Regions from separate parts of the Homo sapiens genome. Here region 1 is linked to region 2. The links are chromatin loops, found by intact Hi-C in ENCODE. Cell type or tissue: endothelial cell of umbilical vein. All regions are shown on one strand. Each heading gives the region's core, and the rest is flanking DNA. Links, peaks and the distances in the headings are about the cores only. Region 1 has its middle 23 kb from the start of NEK2-DT. Region 2 overlaps PACC1 (proton activated chloride channel 1).

What was found. Hi-C counts contacts between places; a loop is a spot of excess contacts. Peaks named below come from ENCODE experiments on the same cell type or tissue, not always from the same donor. Only the 100,000 strongest peaks of a DNase experiment are listed, where the experiment ranks them.
Region 1: it touches region 2 in a loop (10-fold over the local background); 22 of 110 quality-filtered maps call a loop at or near these places.

The regions. Positions count from the first base shown.
Region 1 is chr1:211,695,813-211,701,301 of GRCh38, reverse strand. No RefSeq gene overlaps it. Among named protein-coding and RNA genes, the nearest start is that of NEK2-DT, 23 kb to the right of the region's middle. RefSeq lists a silencer at 2,277-2,336. In endothelial cell of umbilical vein, for the core only: a CTCF peak has its summit at 2,643 (motif pointing left); a DNase peak (open chromatin) is centred at 2,611; H3K27me3 peaks cover 496 bases.
Region 2 is chr1:212,366,006-212,371,235 of GRCh38, reverse strand. The region is part of intron 7 of PACC1 (proton activated chloride channel 1); the gene reads left to right. Among named protein-coding and RNA genes, the nearest start is that of SNORA16B, 16 kb to the right of the region's middle. RefSeq lists enhancers at 2,962-3,545, 3,546-4,131. In endothelial cell of umbilical vein, for the core only: a CTCF peak has its summit at 3,050 (motif pointing right); a DNase peak (open chromatin) is centred at 3,075.

The sequences.
Region 1 (5,489 bases), core at 195-5,194, 670 kb after region 2:
TGCCAATGGCAAGTCTGGGTCTCAGGTATTTCTGACCAAACAGCTATAAGTTAGCGGTTCCAATGGCCCCCTCCCTTGGGCTCAATAATTTGCTAGAATGGCCCACAGATTCAATGGCCCACAGATCTCAGAGAAACACTACATTTACCAGCTTATTATAAAGGACACAACTCAGGAACAGTTAGATGGGAGATGGATAGGGCGAGGTAGGGGTGGGGCAGGGGGTAGGGCTTCCACGTCCTCTCTGGGCACCCACCCTCCAGCACCTCCATGTGTTCTGTAGTCTAGAAGCTCATCAGATCTCACTGTTCAAGAGTTTTCACAGACCTCAAAATCCAGCACCCAACTCCCATTCCCAGAGGCTGAAGGGTGGGTGGGGCAGGTGAGGGTGCAGTTTGAAATAATATATATTGATGATGCTCCAGCAGTTTTAAGCAAAATCTTGAGCCATTTATGTCCAGAATTTTTGACAAACAAAACCAGACAAAACAACCAATCCCACAAAACAAAACTAAACAAAACTAAACAAAAACCAACCAGCCAAACAACCAAACCCAACCAAAAAACCCTAGAATTCATTGTTTTGCGATGCACTGTCACACTGAATCATGCCTGTAACTGATGTTCTAGAAGAGTTCAGTTTCCTCTAAGGGTAATCAGTTATGTGATAAAGAGGTGTTAAATACTTGGTGATGATTTAAAATCCAATCTTAATTTGGTCCCACCTTGAGATCTGTTCATCTTTTTTTTTTTTTTTTTTTTTTTTTTGAGACAGAGTCTCGATCTATCTCTCAGGCTGGAGTGCCGTGCAGTGGTGCAATCTTGGCTCACTGCAGCCTGGACCTTCTAGGCTCAAGAGATCCTCCTTCCTCAGCTCCCCTGAGTAGCTGGGACCACAGGCATGTGCTACCCCATCCAGCTAATTTTAAACTTTTTTTGTAGAGACAGGGTCTCACTATGTTGCCCAGATTGGTCTCGGACTCCTGGGGTCAAGCGATTCTCCTGCCTGGGCCTCCCAAAGTGCTGGGGAGATCTGTTCATTCTTTTTTTCTTTTCTTTTCTTTTTTCTTCTTCTTCTTTCCTTCCTTCCTTCCTTCCTTCCTTCCTTCCTTCCTTCCTTCCTTCTTTCTTTCTTTTCTTATTGAGACAGGGTCTTGCTCTGTCACCCAGGCTGAAGTGCAGTGGCGCGATCTGGGCTCACTGTAATCTCTGCCTTCCAGGTTCAAGCAATTCTTCTGCCTCAGCCTCCCGAGTAGCTGGGACTACTGGTGCACGCCACCATGCCCGGCAAATTGTTGTATTTTTAGTAGAGACAGGGCTTCACCATATTGGCCAGGCTGGTCTCGAACTCCTGACCTTGTGATCCGCCCACCTCTGCCTCCCAAAGTGCTGGGATTACAGTCATGAGCCACCACACCCGGTGATCTGTTCATTCTTAATGGAAAAATGCTTGATACTTTATAAGCCAAATGGTGACACAATTGGCCCTATTTTAGTCCAACAGGGAAAAAGGCAAAAATTATACATTTCAGCAGACCTGGTACATTTGATAGCTTAAACTGACATAAAAATTGTCTTCTAAAACTAAGATAAAACAAAATGGGGATAGTGATACTTCCTCATGGAGTTGTGGGAAGGGTGGAGTGAGATTCATGTGCAAAGAGTTTGCACAGTGCCTGGCACATCAAGGACATTGATGGGTGAGAGTCCCCAGTGTTGGGACCATTGCTGGGGTGGGAGTGGCCTGTGCCTCCAGCAGGGAAGAAGGGCAGATGAGCTTTCCGGAACGTACTCCTCAGAACCTGGGTCCTAAGTCTGTTTGCACGCATGTGCCCTGCGTGTATTCTCTGCCGGGGCATTAGCGGACAGGGACCCTTCTCCACATGAAAGCACTCGGGGAATCACGGCTTGCTGAAGCCAGAGCACAAGGCGGAGATCACCTGCACCAACCCATCCTACATGGAAAGGACAGCTGAGTCCCGAGAGGGCCGTAGGGTCACAACTTCCTAGGAAGCCGGGGCTGGAGCCAGGCCCCCTGCCTGCCCTCTCTGTCGCTGTGCCCCGCTCTGTGCTCCACAGGCAGCTCCTCAGCCGCAGCGCCTTCAGTTCCATCTGGTCTAGAGGGAAGGGAGTGCGGGTCGCCCGGCCCCTGGAAGCTCACCTCTAAAGCCCCAAGGGCACCGTAGGGGAGGCTGTGTCCACAAAGGCTCCTAGGAGGAGCTTTCATGACACTTTATGAGAAAAAGTCCCACAGTCCTGCACTGAGCCTTCACCTCACCTGAGCTCTTCTCAAAGTCAAGTCATAGCGGGCGGGGGACGGGGGGCGGGGGGCGGAAACTGAAGTGCAGAGTGAAGGGCTCTGAGAAAGCACTCCCAGGCCTGGGCCAACAGGCCCCGTGGCACCTTCGGGAACATCTCTGTGCATGAAAAGCTGCAGTCTGCTGTTACTGTTTCAGTAACGGGGTCAATATTTCTATATCCGGACACTGCGCAGTCTCTAGGCCTCCCGAGGGTTTGAGTTCTCCGGAGTCCAGACTCATAAACCACACCTCCCTCCCTCTGCAAAAAAGAGCGTGCGGGTCCAGGTAGGTGAGCGGCGGCGCTGTCCCTTCAGCTCCAGGAGGGAGAGGGCGCCCCCACCTGGTTACAGGCAGCATGGCAGCGAGAGGCCAGGGCTGAACGCGGCGCAGGATCCTCTCCTGGTGGCCTTGTCCCTGGGTGCCCCTCAGAACCACCCGGGGACATCCCCAAATTACAGAAACCTGGACCCTCACCACAGACCCTGAATCAGGAAGTATGAGGTGTGCCCCAGGCATTTTAAAACAACAACAACAAGCTCTATAGAGCTTCTGATAAACACCCAAGTTGAGAACTGCAGGGTATTAAGATCAGAAATGAGGTGTCAAAAATAACTTCTAGCTAACAATAGTTAAGGTGCCAACACCTGTGAATCATTTGTCATTATATGCAAATTAGAGGCCCGTGGCAGTGGCTCACGCCTGTAATCCCAGCACTCTGGGAGGCTGAGGCAGGAGGATCACTTGAGCTCTGGAGCTTGAGACCAGTCTGGGCAACATGGTGAGACCCCGTCGCTACTAAAAATAAAAGCGAATTAGCCAGGCCTAGCAACGAGTGCCTGTAGTCCCAGCTACTGGAGAGGCTGAGGTGGGAGGATTGCTTGAGCCTGGAGGTCAAGGCTGCAGTGAGCTGTGATTGCTCCACAGCACTCCAGCCTAGGCAACACTGAGATCTTGTCTCAAAAAAAAAAAATTTCATATATATATATATATATATATATACACACACATATAAAAAATATAATGTATATATATAATATAATGTGTATATATAGAGATACACACACACACATATATATATATGTATGTATAATTAGAGCAGATATGAGGCCATTCCTCTCTTTCCCTTGCATTCTCAGAGAGAAAAGGCCTGTGTGGGGGCTCTGCTGGGTGCCCTACATGCCTGCAGCCCTCCTGAGCCTTGTTGGAGACTATCACTGATCTCTGCCCCAGTTAGGATGGTTTCAAATTGGTCTAGTCTAGTGCTTTACTGGCTTCCCAAAAGCTTTGGGCTAAGTTCAAATGGGGGACTCCCCTGGAAGTGTGCCTCAAAAGCAGATGTCATCCACACTGTGTTTCTCAGCAGGAAGTCTCCCCACCAGCACAGCTGTTCTCCACTGTGACAAGCATAGGAGCCCCCAGGGACTGTGCTGAAGAGCAGATTCTGATGAGCAGGGCCGGGTGGGGCCTGAGAGTCTGCATGTCTAATAAGCTCCCAGGGGACACCTTGTTGCTCTCCAAGGACCACATGTGAGGGTCTACACCACTTACTGACAATACTGCTCTAGCTATGACCAGCTGGAAAGGCTTCTGAAGAGGAGCTTCATAGCTAAGCTGACCAACCCTCTTGGTTTTCTTGGGGCTGAGAGGTTTGCCCAGACTTGAAACCTGGGATGGTCCCAGGGAGACCAGAATTCTTGGTTACCCTGTGCACAGCTGTGGCCCAATACAATTAGTTTAGGTAAAGCCTTGACATAGACGCCTGAGAAAGGCTCAAGAATGCTTACAAAGAAACAAACAAGGCATTGTAAATCAATCTAGTGTAGAAAAAATACTCTTAAAGCACCGAGGGAAGGTAGATTAAATTCAAGGTCATCATGAAACTGAGCTTCTTGAGAGCTGAGTTCTGAGTGGGATGGGATAGAAAAGGGATTAGGGAATGATCTAGGTTGGGATGAAGGAAAGGGCTCCCATTGCTATACATGCCCGCTTTGGTTAGCGCTGATTTCATGAAAAGCCAGGTTCATCTGAGTTGTCAGAACCTACAAATCATATTCAAGTGTGTGCTGTCATATTTGTATTAAATTCCTGTATCTATATATTTTAGGTCACTTTCTCTCCCCAAAAGCCATGGCAGTTAACCTGGCCCTAAACCTAAGTTGCCCTGGCCTCCCTGCCCAGGTGCCTTCTAGAGAATGTCACATAATGCAGTGGTTTAATGGACTTCCCTGGTGACCACAGCCCTGGTCTGGATGTGGTCCTGTCTGCCCTGCCATGTGCCATGTGACCTAGGTAGAAAGGGAGTCAGTGTCTACCTGTCTGTGCCTGTCCTCCTGCCCTTACAGGGATGGCTGAGGCATGAGGGCTCTGACAGCCCTGGAGACACACAGAACCTCACCAATATGGAAGAGTCTGGGAAAACCTTGGGGCCACCCTGAGAAGGCACTTCACAACAAAGACTGCACACAGTACTTTTTGGAGGGCAGCCATATTCTGGCCTATGGGTTTGGTTCCTAGAACTCGAAGTATGTGGGTTTCCTGAGTGTGTAAAATCCTGAGAGATGGTAATAAACCACACCCTTTGGGATGAGGTACAGAGAGCCTTCATATTTATAAAATATATGAGGCCAGGCATGGTGGCTCACACCTGTAATCCCAGCACTCTGAGAGGCCAAGGTAGAAGCATTGCTTGAGCTCACGAGTTTGAGTCCAGCCTGGGCAACATAACGAGAGCCTGCCTCTACAAAAATAAAATAAAATAAAAAGTTAGCTGGGCATGGTGGTGTGTGCCTGTGATCACAATTATTCAGGAGGCTGAAGTGGGAGGATTGCTTGAGTATAGGAGTTTGAGGCTGCAGTGAACTATGATTGCACCATTGCACTCCAGCCTGGGCAACAGAGTGAGACCGTGTCTCAATTAAAAAAAAAATATATATATATATATATATATGTATGCATGTATATGTGTGTGTATATATATATATATACATATGTATGTATGTATGTATGTGTGTGTGTGTATATGTATATATGTATATATACCGCTTTATTTCTTTAGCAGTGGTTAAGATTTGAACTTTGGAATCAGGCAGAACTGTAGGTCCAGCTCTGGCATTTTCTCACCCTCTAGAGCCTGGGTTTCCTCATCTGTAAAATAGAGATGGTAACAGTGCCTCCTCTTCGGGGCCTCTG
Region 2 (5,230 bases), core at 231-5,230:
GAGTCTTGCTCTATCACAAGGCTGGAGTGCAGTTGCGATCTTGGCTCATTGCAGCCTACGCCTCCTGGGTTCAAACGATTCTCCTGCCTCAGCCTCCCAGGTAGCTGGGATTGCAGGCACCCGCCACCATGCCCAGCCAATTTTTGTATTTTTAGTAGAGATGGGTTTCACCATTTTGGCCAGGATGGTCTTGTTCTCTTGACCTTGTGATCTGCCGGCCTCAGCCTCCCAAAGTGTTGGGATTACAGGTGTGAGCCACTGCGCCCGGCCTCAAACAACTAACTTTTCATTTAAGTTTCAGTTTCATTTATTTCTGCTCTGATAATTATTATTCTGATAAATTTGGGTTTGTTCTTTTCTCGTTCTTTGAGGTGATCGTTAGCTTATTTGAAATCTCTACTTTTTTTGATGTAGGCATTTATTATAAACTTCCCTCTTAGTACTGCTTTTGCTGTATCTCATAGGCTTTGGTATATTGTTTCCATTTTCATTTGTTCAATAAATGTTAAAATTTCCTTCTTAATTTCTTCATTGACCTTTGGTCACTAAGGAGCATCATGTTTAATTTCCATGTATTTGTACAGTTTCCAAAATTCCTCATTATTGATTTCTAGTTTTATTCCACTGTGGTCAGACAAGATACTTAATATGATTTTAATTTTTCTGAATTAGTTGAAACTTGTTTTGTGGCCCAACATATGGTCTCCCCTGGAGAATGTTCCATGTGCTGATGAGAAAAATGTATATTCTGTAGCAGTTGGAGTTTTGAGACGGAGTCTCGTTCTGTCGCCCAGGCTGGAGTGCAGTGGTGTGAACTCGGCTCACTGCAAGCTCTGCCTCCCGGGTTCACGCCATTCTCCTGCCTCAGCCTCCCGAGTAGCTGGGACTACAGGCGCCTGCCACCAGGCCCGGCTAATTTTTTTTGTATTTTTTGGTAGAGACGGGGTTTCACTGTGTTAGCCAGGATGGTCTCAATCACCTGACCTCCTGATCTGCCCACCTTGATCTCCCAAAGTGCTGGGATTACAGGCGTGAGCCTCCGCACCTGGCCAGATGAAATGTTTTGTAAATGTCAGTTAGGTCCATTTGGTCTAGAGTATAGTTTAAATCCCATGTTTGTTGATTTTCTGTCTAGATAAGCTGTCCATTTTTGTGAGTCGGACGTTGATGTCCCCTACTATTACTGTATTGCAGTCTGTCTCTCCCTTTAGATCTATTAATATTTGCTTTATATATGTGGTTTCTTTGATGATACTGGATGCATACATATTTACAGTTGTTGTATCTTCTTGTTGAATTGACTCCCTCATCATTACATAATGATATTTGTCTCTTTTTCCAGTTTTTGACTTGAAGTCTATTTTATCTGTTACAGGTATAGTTAAACCTGTTTTTTTATTTACATTTGTGTGGGATGTCTTTTTCTATCCCTTCACTTTTTTTTTTTTTTTTTCTGAGATGGAGTCTTGCTCTCTTGCCCAGGCTGGAGTGCAGTGGCATGATCTTGGCTCACTGCAACCTCCACCTCCCGGGTTCAAGTGATTCTGCTGCCTCAGGCTCCCAAGTAGCTGAGATTACAGGCATGCGCCACCACACCTGGCTCATTTTTGTATTTTTAGTAGAGACAGGGTTTTGCCATGTTGACCAGGCTGGTCTCAAACTCCTGATCTCAAGCAATCTGCCCACCTTGGCCTCCCAAAGTGCTGGGATTATAGGCATAAGCCATCACGCCTGGCCTGTCTCTTCACTTTCAATCTGTGTATCTTTACAGGTGAACTATACGCTGTATGGCAGCATACCGTTGGGTCTTGTTTTTTAATAAATTCAGCAACTGTGTCTTAAGAATTTGGTCCATTTACATTCAATATTATTACTGATAGAGAAGGACTTACTACGGCTATTTCGTTTTTTGTTTTTTGGTTTTGTAACTTCATTCTTCTTACTGTCTTTGTGGATAAATGATTATCTCTTTAAATTCCTTACTTTTTATTTTTATTATATCCATTATAGGTTTTTGCTTTATGGTTACCATAAGGCTTATAAAAAACATCTTGCAGTTAAAACAAGTTATTTTAAATTGAGGACAACTTAACTTTGATCACAAAGAAACAAAAAACTTTTAAAACTACACTTCAACTCCATACTCCTCACATTTTGACTTTTTATTATATCTATTTATATTTTTGTTTTGCCTCTTTTTTTTTTTTTTTGAGACGGAGTCTCACCCTGTCACCCAGGCTGGAGTGCAGTGGCCCAATCTCAGCTCACTGCAAGCTCCCGGGTTCACACCATTCTCCTACCTCAGCCTCCCGAGTAGCTGGGACTGCAGGCACCCGCCACCACGCCCGGCTAATTTTTTGTATTTTTGGTAGAGACAGGGTTTCACCGTGTTAGCCAGGATGGTCTTGATCTCATGACCTTGTGATCCGCCCGCCTCGGCCTCCCAAAGTGCTGGGATTACAGGCATGAGCCACCGCACCCGGCCAAGGCCATTGACTCTTGATTTACCCTTTTGAGGCTATTTTCTAGACCTTGTGAGTGTTCTTCATTCTTTTTTTTTTATTTGTGTATTTTCATATAATTTGTCTTTAAGCTCACTAATTCTTCTGCTTGATCAATTCTGTGAGGCACTCTGATGCATTTTTCAGTCTGTTAATTGTACTTTTCAGCTCTAGGATTTTTATTTGAATTTTTAAAAATTATTTTAATCTCTGTTGAATTTCTTTGATAAATTTCTGAATTGAGTCTTTGTGTTTCATTGAAGTTCCTGGAGTTTCCTCAGAACATCTATTTTGAATTCCCTGAGTGGTCACACATCTCTCTCTCCCGGATTGGTCACTGGCACCTTAGTCTGTTTGATGAGATTGTATTTCTCTGAACTTTTCTGGTGCTTGTGTACGTCTGTCTATGGGCATTGAAGATTTAGGTGTTTATTTCAGTCTTCACAGTCTGCCCTTGTTTATACCCATCTATCTTCAGGAGATTTTCTACAAATTGAAAGGTGACTGATGATGAGTTCCCTAAGCGTGTAGTCAGTCACTGCAGCTGTTTCAGCACTAGAGGGCAGTCTAAGCCAAGTTACACTGTGACTATCTTGTAGACTTCTAGATATCCAGCCCTGATGTACTTGGGGAGGATCAGAGAGAATGCCCTGGGGGTTCCCAGGCAAAGTCCCTTATCTTTCCCTCAAGGGGAAGGAGTCTCTCTGCTCTGAGTTGCCTGGAGTTGGGGAGGGGTAAGGCAGGTACTCCCATGGCTGTCACAGCTGGCACCACCCTGGGTCCCTCCTAAACCAATGCAATACTGGGGTTTGCTTAAGGCCACTTTAGTCAGCCAGTGGTGAAGCTGGCTGGGGTTTGGGTCCATCCTGCTAGGGTGGCCGATTGCCTTTTGGCCAGGGTGGGTTTAGAAGTGCCATTTGGGAGCAATAGCCTATAATTAGGGGATTCGGGATTCTTCCTGGTGCTGTGGCAGGGCTGGTACTAGGTTCCAAGGCAAAGTCCCTCATACTCTTCCCTCTCCTTTGCCCAAGCAGGAGTGTTCCACCATGCTGCACTGCCTGGAGTTGAGGCAGCTGGTGTCATGCTGGATCACACCCCAAACCCACAGACTCCCAGACCAGTGCAGTATCAGAGCTGTGGTTGCTATGGCCTGGCTGCCACTGAAATTATTTGGGGCCTAAGGCCACTTTAGTCTATTGTAAAGTGGGCCCAGACTTGGTTTCCTCCCACTGGGGTGGTAGATGCCCCTCTGATCTGGGGTGGGCCTAATACTCTTTTCACGGGCTCTAGCCTGGAATCAGGGCCTCAGAATTCTGCCTGGTGCTGTTTTCCCTTGTGAAGTTCCAATGCAAGTTCCAGACTCACTTCCCTCTCCCAAGCTCACAGATTCTCTCTGCTGCACTGCCTAAGGTTGGGGGAGGGGTGTGTAGGCAGCGTGAGACCCTCCTTTCTACTCTTCTTCAGTGTGTCTTTTCCTGTTATTATACTAAACCAGATACTGTGATCTCTCACCTGGTTTTTTGGCTCTTGTGTAGATACTTTCTTACATGGATAGCTGAGTTTGGTGTTGCTGCAGAGGACTATCGCTGGAGGGTTCTCTTTAGCCATCTGGCTCCACCTCCTCTAACGTCAAATTCTGACTCATGATCTTGGAAGGGGAGGAATAATTGGACAGCTTTGCTAAAGGAACATTTAAGACACACCGTCCACCAGAGCCAGGCCTAAATCTAGTATTGATTGGCATTCATGTCATCATAATATATCCTGATGTGATCATGGCTTACAGGAAACTGTTTCATAGCTGAGACCCAAACGTGTAAGCTTCCACCCCCAGGTGGGGATTCTGTGATACGGATGTGCTTGCTCTGCTATCACCCACTACCACTATTAATTATGGACTGGCAAGGCTTTGTATGAAGAGGGATGTGCAGAGGCTTATTGAATCAAGACTGGGGAGAAGGGCTTGCAGCTCGTTGTGTAATGTGTGATAAAACATTTTTTAACCTACTATATTCAGTATGAGGTACCTATTATGGGCCAAGTGGAGCCCAGTACCCGAGGCATGCTTTACTCAGCTTCACAGCAGTCAAGTGGTGGTATCACCATTTTCATATGTGAACAATGAAATGCATACTAAGGTCACCCTGCTAAATTGAGCTTAGAAGTATTTTATTTGGGAGGCTGAGGCAGGCGGATCACGAGGTCATAAGATCGAGACCATCCTGGCCAACATGGTGAAACCCCGTCTCTACTAAAAATACAAAAAATTAGCCGGCCGTGGTGGCATGTGCCTGTAGTCTCAGCTACTCGGGAGGCTGAGGCAGGAGAATAGATTGAACCCGGGAGGCGGAGGTTGCAGTGAACTGAGATCGCGCCACTGCACTCCAGCCTGGCGACAGTGAGACTCCATCTCAAAAAAAAAAAAAAAAAAAAAGTATTCTTACCAGGTTGTGGAAGTCAGAAATCCAAGATAAGAACTCTGCCTTAAAGAGTTACAACTCTGCCTTCAAGAGTTAGTGAGAGAACAATCCTATTGTTTTAAATTATTGATTCCAGACCATAAGGAACTGTGAAGGGCATTCATAGGATAAATAGCTCTGCTGAAGTCCAGAAAGGGTTTTAGCTTAGTGGTCAGGGAAAGCTCTGAGACTTTGAAGGATGAGTAAACCTAGACAGGAGGAAAGCATCGTAGATGGGGAAAAGAGCAGAGGACTGGAGGCAGGAATCCT